Linked DNA regions of Homo sapiens: region 2 is linked to region 1. Evidence: read pairs that join two places in POLR2A ChIA-PET (ENCODE). Cell type or tissue: CD4-positive, alpha-beta T cell. All regions are shown on one strand. Links, peaks and the distances in the headings refer to the core of each region. The heading gives the core; the rest is flanking DNA. Region 1 overlaps TRMO (tRNA methyltransferase O). Region 2 holds the start of LOC124902227 (a long non-coding RNA gene).

Region 1 (7,296 bases), core at 699-5,698:
CCCTGATGAAGCTTCAAAATAACTTTTCAAAAGAAAAAACAACAAAATCAAACTAAAGTGTAGGCTCTACCAGTGTCAACTTCCTACCTTTAACGTTTACTATAGTTATGTAAGATGGAACCAACCACTGGAAGAAGTTAAATGAAAAGCTGGGTGAAGGGTACACAGGACCTCTACTATTTCTGCAATTTCCTGTGAACCTCTGATTATTTCAAAATAAAAAGCTTTAAAAAATCAAATTAGCCCAGGCACAGTGGCTCATGCCTGTAATCCCAGCACTTTGGGAGGCTGAGGAGGGAGGGTTGCTTGGTACCAGGAGTTCAAGACCAGCCTGGGCAATGAGGCGAGACCCTTGTCTCTACAAAAAAATTTAAAAATAGTGGGGCATGGTGGCATGAGCCTGTAGACCCAGCTACTCAGGAAGGTGAGGTGGGAGGATCCCTTGAGCCTGGGAGGTTAAGGCTGCAGTGAGCTATGATCAGGCTACTGCACTCCAGCCTGGGCAAAAGCATGAGACTCATCTCTAAAAAAAAAATCAAAAACCAAAAATCAAATTAAAGATACCTCCCCAAGAAGTTCTAAGTAACATCAAAGGCAATTACAAATCAGTTTGGTTTAGGAGTACAGTGTCATCAGCCACAAATGACTCTGCACAAGTATCCACAGGCAGCAGAACTCATTTCAAAACTATTCAAGACTATTTCAATCAGCTCATTTCGATCAGCTATTAAGATTTACAATCATGATTAGGAAAGCATGTATCATGTTGACAGGTGTCTAATTTGGTTATGTTGATCATAAATCCTCAGTTATCTGGGAGCACATCATTAAAATCACCTATAGGCAATACATTCTTACAACTGTTTCCTATGTGGTACTACAGAGGATCCATGTATAATTACTGTATTTCTAAAACTATAATACAATAATTTATTTATGTCTTACTTCTTCCATTAACCATGATTGCAACAAGAACTACATCTTGTCATCTTATTTTATCACCAAAACCTAACCCATAGGTTCTCAATAAATAGTTGCAAAGTGAGTATATTAAAAAACAGTAATTATAGGCCAGGCACGGTGGCTCACACCCGTAATCCCAGCACTTTGGGAGGCTGAGGTGGGTGGATCACGAGGTCAGGAATTCGAGACCAGCCTGACCAACATGGTCTCTACTAAAAATACAAAAATTAGCCAGGCATGGTGGCGCACGCCTGTAATCCCAGCTACTCAGGAGGCTGAGGCAGGAGAATTGCTCGAACCTGGGAGGCAGAGATTGCAGTGAGCCGAGATCACGCCACTGCACTCCAGCCTGGGCGAAAGAGCAAGACTCCATCTCAAAACAAAAACAAAAACAAAAAAACAGTAACAATTTTCTTGAACTTCTGAGGGTGATTTCCTTTTCTGATACAAAGACATCCAAAGAAATCTCAGAGAGTCTCTATTTTAGAATCAGTATTAAATATATATACATATATATATGTGTGTGTGACTATGTCACAAAGTCTCTGAAACACATAAGTTTAATCTCAAAAACTATCTCTACTTGTTTTTTATTTGTTAGTTTCCTGATATAGGTTTGATTTGGAATCAAATAGAAAGGTCAGGCTTTTCCAGACAGACAGGAAAACCAATATGAATTACTGAATAGATCCCCTCAACTAGAAAGTCTCTGCTGGAATGAACTTTGTCTAATTTTATCAAGTGCACCAAGAACAGCTTCTTTCAGAAATTATCGAGACAGCATCACCTTTTGATTCTTTAATATCAACAGATCAAAAAGCATTTGGTGATTTCTCTGTATTTTATATCTCTTTGTTAAGTTTATTAATGTATACGTTTTTCAAATAAACATTTTGAACAGCCCAAATCAATCAAAGCCATGAGATCACAAAGTGTTGCTTCTCGACACAACATTAGCTTGTTCAGAAAATCCAAAAGCCACATCCAAAGATCAATGATGCTACCTTAAAGACATGAGGGAGGCTCCTTAAGACCCTAGAGACACCAAGGACCCCACAGGGCCAGTCATATGAACAGGCTCAGAAGCCGGCTTGATCCTCAGCACCTCTGCAAAGCCATCACCAAACCAGCAAGTGACATGCGCTATGTCTACAGTAAAGTAGAAAAGGCGGTCCTGGCAAAGCTTCCGGCGGTACACAGACCGAGGATCCGCTGACAGCACAGCCTCAATGGCACGCTTTGCTTCCTCTGCTGACTGAAAATATTTAAATGACGCCTGACCAACATCTGCAATGAAAAAAACACAACTTAATGAGCACTATCATGCAGGTTGAATTTAATTACAACAAACTTCAATATGGAATCTGGTTGGTTCCTTAAAGATCACTTGACATGGACAGGGTTTGGAAAACTATTTGATCATTACGGAGACTGTCACCGTCAAGAGGTGTTTATTATCATTAGGTTTAACTTGTACACCCCCAAATTTTTGTTTTACTGGACAGAAAAATCATGGTAGTATTTTTCCTTAGTCTCCTAAGACAGGTGAGCTTTCATTTTCTGTCAGCCAAGATGTCACTTTTCTGATATCCAAAATGTCACTTTTCTATACTCAATGTAGACTTTAATTCCTTGTCATTTTCTTCTCAGAACAGAGACAAGGAAATGCATGACAGTCCCAGCATCCTCAGAAAGCCACAAGAAAGAGAACTAAACCCACACACACCCAGAACACCAGCTACAGGCGAGAGAGGCTGCACCAGAAAGCTAGTATCACAGACCCGCAGTTACCAGTAACATCCCTTTGCTTTGGGACTCTCTCACATCTGTGTCCCTAAGAAACAGCAAAACTTCCTATGTTTGTAGGATTTTTAATGTATTTTATTTTTAATATGGTATGTATAAAACATAAATTTAGAAAGTAACTGTGACCTAGTTTTTCATAACTACAACATCACATACATCCAAATGCCCCTTCCAGGAAGGTACAGATCTTAAAAACACTGTCCCTGCTCAAAATATCATCTGTGGTGGCAGTGGATCTTTATCCCTCTTGGAGTGGATTTGATTTCTACAAGCAGCCAAAAATCACTGTGGGCCATATCTAATAAGCAGGTTGGGTAAATAAAGCCATGAAGTACAATTTTTAGTCAAAAATCAATTATATGGGCTGGGCACGGTGGCTCACACCTGTAATCCCAGCACTTTGGGAGGCCAAGGCAGGAGGCTCACAAGGTCAGAAATTTGAGACCAGCCTGACCAACATGGTGAAACGCCATCTCTACTAAAAATACACACACACAAAAAAATTAGCCAGGTATGGTGGCGCACGCCTGTAATTCTAGCTACTCAGGAGGCAGGAGGATCACTTGAACCCGGGAGGTGGAGGTTGCAGTGAGCCAAGATTGCACCACTGCACTCCAGCCTGGGTGACAGAAAGAGACTGTATCTCAAAAAAAAAAAAAAAAATCAATTATATGGCAATAAGGTTCCTTTACTGCATGGCTCATAGAAAATGGCTCTGAAGGCCACTCAAAAATGAGGAGAGCTCATCACACTCCCCTGTGACGGCGTTTCTGGGAGAGGCTCCAGGCCTCTGCTTGGCCGTTTATCTGGCATGGGTGCCTTCCCCCAATTCCCTGCCTACTCATCCTGCCAGGCTCAGCTCAAGCACTGTTTCCTTCCACACTCCCTCCCAGACACAAGTCAGGATTCTCCTCTCAGAGTGCCCACAGCACTCTGCCCAGACCTTTACTCCAGCACCAAACTTCCTCCCATTTCAACACCTTTAACCTCTTCTAGACTCAGAACTTCCTGAAGTCACTTCTTATTTCTGCAACAGCTCTGAATTTTGCTGTTTGCTATCAATCAGTTCCTGTTTTGTAGTTACACTGCGTAATTTCTCATTTTAATCATTTTTTTAATCAGTAAGGCATATTTCAAACATCTGACACATACTGCACTGCAGTTTAAAAAACAAAACTTTCCAGGCTGGGTGTGGTGGCTCACGCCTGTAATCCCAGCTACTCAGGAGGCTGAGGGAGGAGAATCGCTTGAACCCGGGAGGAGGCGGTTGCGGTGAGCCGAGATCGCGTCACTACACTCCAGCCTGGGTGACAGAGTAAGACTCCGTCTCAAAAAAAAAAAAAAAAAGAAAGAAAGAAAAAAGAAAAGAAAGAAAAACAAAACTTTCCATAGTAGTTTGCATTAGACAATAACCACAGGACAAGTGGTAAGCATAAAGTGTCTAGAAGGCAGGACTGTTTTGTTCCACCATAAAATCCTTTTACAACTGACCAGCCTCCTCCCATCAACTGTATACAGTGATGTAATGATTTCTATCAACAAAACTTTTAAAAATAAAAAGATCAATTTTAAAATCAAAAGCTTTGTTTAAAAGTAAAGCCTTAGGAGCCAAAGAGAAGCACAACCCTCAAGTGGCATCACCACTCATGACCACGAGACTGCCGTGTCCAGAAGTGCAGGGGGTGCCCTGCATACGGCACTTGGCTGAAGTTTGCATGTTGGGGCTAAAACCAGTTCCTGGGCCCTGGCAGGTGGCTGCCTCCACCCAGAGGAAGGGGTGGCTTTTCCTTTGCAAAAGGCAACAGTGTGGGCTGGCTGTGGCTCTGACAGGAAGAAATGGGGAAATCTCAGAGTCAGTTGGCATGTATCTCCAGTCCCAACTTTTAGACTTCTTTTTCCCATCAGAAAAACCTCCTTCAGGTTGGATTATCAAAGCCAAATACCCCCCTAGCCTCTTCATTCTCTCCCTGCTAGTAAAGCAGGGGAAAATCTAGTATCTTTGGTTGTGTAAGCCTTTATTTTCTGGATATAGAATGAAAGTCTTCATTGTCTCAATAAGGAACTCCAGCTTGCCTTTGCATGTCACTGAGGTGTGACATCCCAGAAATCACACAGGTAGTGATCTGACCCCAGAGATGGTCCCCTGCTCTCTGGGGATACGGACATCAAGTTCCTCTGCCTTTTACTTCTCCCAAGATCAAAACTCAAGTCCTTACAATGGCCTATAAAACCCTTAGGTGACCTCGTCCCTTTTCTAGTGCCTCTTTGACCTCATATCCTTCCGCTCAGCCCTCCTCAGTCCACTCTGACCACATGACCTCAAACGTGCCATGCACCCTCCACTTTGCGGCTGTGCACTGGCTGTCCCTCAGGCCAGCATGTCCTTTCTCTGGACAGGCTGGCTCATGTCTTCACCTCTTTGACCTTTGCTCATATGTGTCTTTCTCAGTGAGGCCCACTGGGGCCACCTATTTAAAATTGCAACAGGCTAGGTGCAGTGGCTCACACCTGTAATCCCTGCACTTTGGGAGGCTGAGACAGAGGATCCCCTGACCCCCAAGAGTTCAAGACAAGTCTGGGCAACAAAATGAGACCCCGTCTCTTTAAAAATTCAAAATAGGTTGGGCACGGTGGCTCACACCTGTAATCTGGACACTTTGGGAGGCCAAGGCGGGGGAATCACAAGGTCAGGAGATCGAGACCATCCTGCCTAACACGGTGAAACTCAGTCTCTACTAAAAATACAAAAAATTAGCTGGGTGTGGTGGCGGGCGCCTGTAGTCCCAGCTACTCGGGAGGCGGAGGCAGGTGAATGGTGTGAACCCGGGAGGCGGAGCTTGCAGTGAGCCGAGATCGAGCCATTGCACTCCAGCCTGGGCGACAGAGCGAGACTCCGTCTCAAAAAAAAAAAAAAAAAAAATCAAAATATTAGCCAGGTGTTGTGGTGCACACCTGTAGTCCCAGCTACACAGAAGGCTGAGGTGGGAGGACTGCTTGAGCCCGGAAGGCTGAGGCTGCAGTAAGCCATGTTCTTGCCACTGCACTCCAGTCTGGGTGACAGAGTGAGACCCTGTCTCAAAAATAAAATAAAATAGTAACAACACTCCAAGCCTGCTGTATTCTTAAATTTTTCAGTAACTCTTATCACCTTCTAATATTATATAATGTTGAATATGTTTGGTCTAATAACTTGATTGCTTATTATACTTTTAATTTGTCTCTCTCCTCCCCATTAGAATGCAAGCTCCATGACAGCAGGGGTTTTTTATATCTGTTTTGTTCACTGATGTATTCCAAGAACCTAGACCAATGTCTGGTACCTAGCAGAAGCTCAGTAAACAACTGTAGAATGAATAAATGAACTTCCCTCTTTATATGGTTATGCTGGCTCCTTACTGAGTTGTAACACAAAGAACAGCTTTTTGCAATCTGACATCTCCTTGGCAACCAGCTTCTTCTTTTTGATGGAGTCTCACTCTGTCACCCAGGCTGGAGTACAGTGGCAACATCTCGGCTCACTGTAACCTCTGCCTCCTAGGTTCAAGCAATTCTCCTGCCTCAGCCTCCTGAGTAGCTGAAATTACAGGCACCTGCCACCAAAACTGGCTTTTTGGATTTTTAATAGAGATAGGGTTTCATCATGTTGGCCAGGCTGGTCTTGAACTCCGGACCTCAAGTGATCCACCCACCTCAGCCTCCCAAAGTGCTGGGATTACAGGAGTGAGCCACCGTGCCCAGCCTGAAATTAGTTACTTCTTACTGGTATCGCTGTATCCACATCTTAACAGCCCCTTCCTTCATCCTAGGCTACTGCTTGGGATCTGCTGTGGGCTGGGGAAACCAGATAACATTTGTTAAGAACCATGTGTTAAAGTAAGCAGGCTCCATGTAAGAGCCCTGTGGCCTCTCTTCTGCAGCAAAGTGTATGCCTCTAGCAGTGGGACTTTGTTGGGGCAAGTTCTGTGCTAAGAGACTCTTCCCCTGTGACTCTGGGCTCCTAGAGTCCTCTGTGCCAGAGGCTGAGCTATCGACTACCTGACAGTCAGAATACAATGCAACATTTCTCAAGTCAGACAGTAAAACAAATAAGAAAACTTTATGTACATAAGTATAGAACAAGCACAATTTAGCTTCTGAATGATATTTGAAGACTCTAAGAACTACTGTAGCAAGTAGACAAGGGGCTGTAAGTCATAGGCCACCTTGTGAGGCAGCAGCCACTCTCTGCCAATGCTTTACTGACAGCCTGGAACTAACTGTGCTGACCACACAGTTGTCCAACAAAAGTCATCACATGATGGTACTGCAAAAATATTATTTTATACCTGTTTCCTAAAAACCAGTCATACTGACAAACACTCCACATACCTGCCTTCACAAATACCAAACTTGGCTAAATCTCAAAGTAAAAGTTCATCTCTCATTCAGAATGAAGAAACTGAAGATACCTTGTGAACTGAGCTGCCCAAGGTCCATCTCGGCATGAGGAGTAAACCGCACTTCTAAAGTGGCCACAGGAGCCTCTGT
Region 2 (7,296 bases), core at 842-5,841, 140 kb after region 1:
AAAATGCTAACAATTCTTAAAACATTTCTAATGTTATTTTACCTATAATGTTAAAGTCAGCTTATTTATTAAAGAGCTTACTTAGGCTGGGCGCAATGGCTCAAGCCTGTAATCCCAGCACTTTGGGAGGCCGAGGAGGGCAGATCATGAGGTGAAGAGATTGAGACCATCCTGGCCAACACGGTGAAACCCCGTCTCTACTAAAAATACAAAAATTAGCTGAGCATGGTGGTGCGCACCTGTAGTACCAGCTACTCAGGAGGCTGAGGCAGAAGAATCACTTGAACCTGGGAGATGGAGGTTGCAGTGAGCCGAGATCACGCCACTGCACTCCAGCCTGGAGACAGAGCGAGACTCTACCTCAAAAAAAAAAAAAAAGAGTTTACTTAAGTCATGCAATCTTGAAAAAGCATTTGATTAGTCTTTCTTTTTTGATAAAGTATTTGATTTAAGCACTTTTATTTTTCTTTAAGCCAGTTAATTAGAACTCATACATTTTTAGTAGTGAAACATTGTGTATACAACACATAAATACATAGACGTATTAGGCATGCCAATAGAAGTACATCTTATAGACTCATAAGACCTCTTTTTTTCCCCCTATTTAGACTTGCAAATTCTTGATAACCTGTTTCTTTACTCTAGGGAATTGTCAGCTGACTAGCCCTAAATTTGCATTTTTTTTTTTTTTAGATGGAATCTCGCTCTATTGCCCAGGCTGGAGTGCAATGGCGCGATACTGGCTCACTGCAACCTCCCCCTCCTGGGTTCAAGCGATTCTTCCGCCTCAGCCTCCCGAGTAGCTGGGATTACAGGCATGTGCCACCATGCCCAGCTAATTTTTGTATTTTTAGTTTTGCCATGTTGGCCAGGCTGGTCTGGAACTCCTGACCTCAGGTGATCTGCCCACCTCAACCTTCCAAAGTGCTGGGATTACAGGCATGGGCCACCATGCCTGGCTAATTTGCATGTTAAAGCAAACAACTCTTAGGTGAAAAATCAGATAGCAAAATTTACATCTCTAAATTCAGAGAGGAAAAAGTCTGGTGTGCTAGAGGGAAGTTAAAACTGATTTAATTGCCAGTTAAACATAAAATTATAGAAATCTATCATAAAGGAAATACACACACACAGACACACATACACACACACAGAGAGAGATCCTATAGCTTTTACTTCAGAACTCTAGCCATGAGATAAACACAAATTCACTGGCTTGCAAAAAAAAAAAAAGTTTGGATCTAAACAGTGGTTTTTATCTCAGTAGAAAAGTAACAGCAGAGTTAAAGCAAGCAGAAAAGAAAATAGAGAGAAAGAGAACTTAGAAATTCTGTGGACCTTTGGGCTCTTTTTCCTTAATGCAGTGGTCATCTTGTGCACAAAGACCATAATATTTCCATTTTACACAAATTCTAACAAGTAGAGGTGCCATAACACTAAGAGTGCCCCAAAAGGGGTTACTCTTCTTGTTTTCTCCGCCTTCTTAGATTATTTGTTTCCTTTTTTTTTTTTTTTTTTTCTTAAAAGGAGGAACTGAGCTGTGTCCTAGGGCTTTTGTGGAGTGGGTCAAAGTGTGTGCTGCTTGAGGGCAGCACTCCATAGTGTGTCACCACTGAGGTGTTACTGCCCTCTTAGCGTCTCAGTTTCTGACTCTGCAGGTCTAAGCCCCTTCAGGAGGGCTGAAAGTGCGGAGTCATCAGCTTCCATATGCCCTTCCTGGACAAGCCTTTTTAAAACTAATTTTGGTGAGGGTTCCCTGTAGGGCCGTTGCACGTCATGAGGGTCAACCCTCCAGACACTCCCATGTGGCCCCCGGTCACCCAGGGGCGCCTTTCAGCTAGCAAGGGCAAAATGCCCTTTCTCTTTTTTTTTTTTTTTTTTTTTTTTGAGAAAGAGTCTTGGTCTGTCACCAGGCTGGAGTGCAGTGGCACCATCTCGGCTCACTGCAACCTCCAACTCCCTGGTTCAAGCTATTCTCCTGGTTCAGCCTCCCGAGTAGCTGGGATTACAGGCACGCGCCACCATGCCCAGCTAATTTTTGTATTTTTAGTAGAGATGAGGTTTCACCATGTTGGCCAGGATGGTCTTGATCTCCTGACCTCGTGATCTGCCCGCCTTGGCTTCCCAAAGTGCTGGGATTACAGGCATGAGCCACCGTGCCTGGCTGCAAAATGCTCTTTCTCTTGGATGCTGAGTAAACTCAGTCTGTCATTTACCTATGAAAACAACAGTTCAGTTCCTCACTTAAATGTACACAGACAAGCCAAATTGAGATTAATTTTGGGAGAAAAAGCAATGGAGAAGACCCTTTAGAATGCGCCTCTGAGCTCAGTGTGGTGGCTCACACCTATAATCACAGCACTTTGGGAGGCCAAGGCGGGTGGATTGCCTGAGCTCAGGAGTTTGAGACCACCCTGTGCAACATGATGAAACCCTGTCTCTATTAAAACACAAAAAATTAGCTGGGTATGACGGTGCATGCCTGTGGTCCCAGCTACGTGAGAGGCTGAGGCAGGAGAATTGCCTGAACCCAGAAGGCGGAGGTTGCAGTGAGCCAAGATTGCACCACTGCACTCCAGCCTAGGTGACAGAGCAGACTCTGTCTCCAAAAAATAAAAATAAAGAATGCACCTCCGAACTAGAAGTAGGATCCTTAAACAACAGCCTCCTAAGACAGAAAAAAAACAACAGCCAAGACTACTTCCTGTAAATTGTGCTCAGCCACCCCTAACTTTGTAGCTCTCGTCCACCATTTCACATGCCAAGGTCAAATCCTCTCTCAGTACAAGGTCATCTCTGGTATCTCTTGTTAAATCAAGTTTAGCCTAAAGCTGCCTCCTTACATATTTTAAGTTCAGCCTAAAGGTTTCTCTGTACATCGTGAACTATAACAAGTGGAGGTATAAACAAACCATGGCCCACACCTGTGCCAATTACTGAGTTTTTGGCCAATCAAATGTAGCCAACTGTTTGAACTGTGTTCAAATAAGACAAATGCTGAGCTGTAACCAATCCAGTTGTTTCTGAACCTCACTTCCGTTTTCTGTACATCACTTCCCTTTTTCTGTCGTAAACCTTCTTCCACCACATGGCTGTGCTAGAGTTTCTGAGCCTAGCCTGGCTCAAAAGGCTCCCCAGTTCATGGATTGTTCATTTCTCAACTAAACTCCTTTAAATTTAATTCAGCTGAAGTTTTGCTTTCATCAGATGGGGTCAGAAACAGGATCTGAAGTAGAGCTTCTTCTAATGACCCCCAGGGGTGCTGAGTGATCAAGCAAGGTACCTGCAGGACCCATTTGTGTCCATTGATCTCTTGGAGCAGCTGGGGATCATGGTAAGTTCTTGCTCAGATTTCAGAACTCCATGGATTTGTGCTTTGAGCTCTCCGAGTTTCTTTGAGGAAATTTCTGTTCCAAACTGGGTTTGGAAATCACAACAGAAATTGGACTGGGTCCGGGATTGAATTAGATCTGGTAATTAACTGGCTTGGATCCAGTTAAGGCCTCTTACAACTGACTGGGTCAGAAAGAAACTGGTAGTAAATGGTAATATTGCAGGGGGTGTAAAATTTGGGTTTTGGAAATTCACAGGGATTTTTGTTTTTCACCCCTTTGTTTCATTTTTCTTCAGTGCTTACACAGGAAAAAAAATCATTGGCTAAGTTAATCAAGGGAACCCGAGAGCAAACCCAATATCCTAGGTAAAAATTTGATACTTAATTTCTGAAGAACTGAGTTCCTTCTGACTTATACATGCGTAAGTATTAGGGCCCTGGAAGCAGCGAAGTCTTACAGAAATGGTGAAATCGTACTAAAGGTAACTTACAGTGGAACATTCCAAATGAATAAAACTGCACTGAAATGCATTTGAAAATGAGGGCTCCCTAATTAGTCTCATCTAGGGATGTCTGTTGATATGCAGAAGAGTTTTTTTGTTTTTTGTTTTTTTTTTCAGAGATGGAGTTTCGTTCTTGTTGCCCAGGCTGTAGTGCAATGGCGTGATCTCGGCTCACAGCAACCTCCGCCTCCCGGGTTCAAACAATTCTCCTACCTCAGCCTCCTGAGTAGCTGGGATTACAGGCATGCGCCACCACACTCGGCTAATTTTGCATTCTTATTAGAGAGGGGGTTTCACCATATTGGCCAGGCTGATCTTGAACTCCTGACCTTGTGATCCACCCGCCTTGGCCTCTCAAAGTGCTGGGATTACAGGCGTGAGCCACTGCGCCCAGCTGATATGCAGAAGAGTTTAAAAAGATTTCCATATTTTTATTTAAAGCCTTTACAAAAGGCAAATAAAAAGCTTAGGCAACTAATTGATTAAAAAAAATTAAATCTGCCTTGTACTCTTTGCTGACAGCTATGAGTGACAGGATTAGGCACGTACAGGACCTTAGAACCTGGGGAAACTTTTCCCCCCAAAGGTGAAATTTAAGGGCTGATGGGACAGCTGGAAAAGGTCCCTTTGTGACCAAAAAGTGACCACTTGAACTTTTGATTCAGTATCACTGCAATGGGTGGGTGATATGGCTTTGTTGTGTCCCCAACTAAATCTCATCTTGAATTGTAGCTCCCATAATTCCCATGTGTTGTGGGAGGGACCTAGTGGGAGAGAATTAAATCATGGTGGCGGTTTCCCCCATACTGTTCTCATGGTAGTGAGTAAGTCTCACGAGATTTGATGGTTTTTATAAGGGGAAATCCCTTTTGCTTGGTTTTCATTCTCTCGTCTGCTGCCATGTAAGACGTGCCTTTTGCCTTTCACCATAACTGTGAGGCCTCCCCCACCACGTGGAACTGTGAGACCATCAAACCTCTTTTTCTTTATAAATTACCCAGTCCTGGGTGTGTCTTTATCAGCAGTGTGAAAATGGACAAATACAGTAAATTAGTACCAGTAGAGTGGACCACTGCTGTAAAGATACCCAAAAAGATATTCAAGCTCTAACAGCCTGGGACTCCTTGGGTAAAACAGGAGGCACCACAGAGCCTGTTTTGGGAAAAACCTCTGTTTTTCTCATGAAACCCCAGGAATTGGAAGCAGTTAGAGCCCTCTCAAAATCTAAGGCTCTGTTCTTTTCTGCATTGCATTATCTGATATTTTTGAGTTTTGGGGGTACCAGAAGTTACTTCACATTATGAGAGAAATTTAGTGTGTAATAGCTAGGTAGGAAATACAGTTTTGGGGATAGCTAATGGCAATTATGGGGGAATTCTCAGCTCTTTGCATGTTCGGATCAGAGAAGCATGCTCTTGGCCACCTAGAAAGCATGGAAATGAGCCGGGCGTGGTTCCTCATACCTGTAATCCCAGCACTTTGAGGGGGTCAAGGCAGGTGGATCACAAGGTCAGGAGTTTGAGACCAGCCTGGCCAATGTGGTGAAACTTCATCTCTACTAGAAATACAAAAATTAGCTGGGCGTGGTGGCACATGCCTGTAGTGCCAGCTACTCAGGAGGCTGAGGCAGAAGAATCGCTTGAACCCAGAAGGTGGAGGTTGCAGTGAGCTGAGATCATGCCACTGCACTCCAGCCTGGGTGATGGTGTGAGACTCCTTCTCAAAAAAAAAAAAAAAAAAAGTATGGAAATGTCACCCACACCCCCTGACTGAGAGACAAGACTCCCATGGATGATGGGCTAGTCACAGAATGGGCTGGTTAGCTTTGGATTGCTTTGCAATTAAATGCATGGTAAAATCATTGCACTGTCTTGTTCATAGCATTTCTCCTTTTGGGATCTGAGATCTGGTCTAAAAATGAAACCCTTAATATTGGGGGAATCCATTTTACCTTCCAGGTGTGCCTGCTTATTAGGTCCTAGAAACTGCTTTCCTCACCCTGTTCTACAAAGGGCTCCACTCTAAAGCCAGTAATCCAATTAAGAAATATAAAAACTGGCAAATGAAAAATCCTACAGCTACTGGATCTTCTTCCATCTGTCTGTCTGTGTAGTTATATATGTGTTGTGCGTGTGATGTTTATATAAAAGAGCTCTGATTAATTGGCTTCAAGAAAAATAAGTACTTAAATATTTTGAAAGAAAAATAAAAACTGTAATGCCTTTTAGTTCACATGACTTTAGTAACCTTTGGGAAATAAAAACAATTTTGAAGATTATTGGTAAAATAAAGATATTTAGTCTAATTTAGGCAGGTCAGATATTAGGTTTGCTAAATGCTTTAAGGTTATAAACTGCTTCTTTGGCTTTTGAAAATCGTTCAACTTGAGTAAAGGAATAGGCTGGGCATGGTAGCTCATGCCTATAATCTCAGCAATGTGGGAGGCCGAGGCAGGTGTATCACAAGGTCAGGAGATCGAGACCAGTCTGGCCACATGGTGAAACCCAGTCTCTACCAAAAATACAAAAATTAGCCAGGCGTGGTGGCGGGCACCTGTAATTCCAGCTACCTGGGAGGCGAGACAGGAGAATTGCTTGAACCTGGGAGGCGGAGGTTGCAGAGAGCCGAGATCATGCCACTGCATCCCAGCCTGGGTGACAGAGCAAGACTCTGTCTCAGAAAAAAAAAAAGAGTAAGGAATAAAGAGTGGCTATTCTGGCCGGGAGCGGTGGCTCATGCCTGTAATCCTAGCACTTTGGGAGGCCAAGGTGGGCAGGTCACCTGAGGTCAGGAGTTTGAGACCAGCCTGACCAACATGGAGAAACTCCATCTCTAATAAAAATACAAAAATTAGCCAGGCGTGGTAGCGCATGCCTGTAATCCCAGCTACTCAGGAGGCTGAGGCAGGAGAATCACTTGAACCTGGGAAGTGGAGGTTGCAGTGAGCCAAGATTGCACCACTACACTCCAGCCTGGGCAACAGAGTGAGACTCTGCATAAAAAAAAAAAAAAAAAAAAAAAAAAGAATGACTATTCCATATGCAGAGCACCCCCAAGGGCTGCTGGCTGTCCACTTTAATGATCATTTCCTAATTATATGCTAAAGAAGGGGTGGGTTATTCATGAGTTTTCCAGGAAAGGGGTGGGCACTTTCTGGAACTGAGAGTTCTTCCCCCTTTTAGACCATATGGGGTAACTTTCTATGTTGCTATGACATTTATAAAGTGTCATGGCACTGATGGGAGTGTCTTTTAGCATGCTAATACATTATAATTAGTGTATAATGAACAGTGAGGACAACCAGAGGTCACTCTCATTGCCATCTTGGTTTTGGTGGGTTTTGGCTGACTTCTTTACCACTACTTTTTATCAGCAAGGCCTTTGTGACATGTACCCTGTGTCAACCTCCTGTCTCTTCTTGTAACTAGGAATGCTTTAACCTCATGGGAATGCAGCTCA

The links. Peaks named below come from ENCODE experiments on the same cell type or tissue, not always from the same donor. Only the 100,000 strongest peaks of a DNase experiment are listed, where the experiment ranks them.
Region 2: POLR2A ChIA-PET joins it to region 1 with 14 read pairs; 5 of 35 experiments call an interaction of 5 or more read pairs at or near these places.

The regions. Positions count from the first base shown.
Region 1 is chr9:97,902,743-97,910,038 of GRCh38, forward strand. TRMO (tRNA methyltransferase O) reads right to left here. Exons shown (of 5, transcript NM_016481.5): 4 at 7,218-7,296; 5 at 1,747-2,250. The coding sequence ends at 1,991. Among named protein-coding and RNA genes, the nearest start is that of TRMO, 16 kb to the right of the region's middle. In CD4-positive, alpha-beta T cell, for the core only: no CTCF peak of the experiment used is centred there; DNase peaks (open chromatin) are centred at 2,159, 2,679, 3,979 and 4,489; H3K4me3 peaks cover 3,103 bases; H3K27ac peaks cover 4,734 bases.
Region 2 is chr9:98,042,506-98,049,801 of GRCh38, forward strand. It overlaps LOC124902227 (a long non-coding RNA gene), which reads left to right and starts at 3,067. Exons shown (of 2, transcript XR_007061687.1): 1 at 3,067-3,334; 2 at 3,955-5,698. It also overlaps a transcript of TRIM14 not described here. RefSeq lists enhancers at 3,100-3,169, 3,270-3,319. In CD4-positive, alpha-beta T cell, for the core only: CTCF peaks have their summits at 2,987 and 3,220; a DNase peak (open chromatin) is centred at 3,036; H3K4me3 peaks cover 651 bases; H3K27ac peaks cover 678 bases.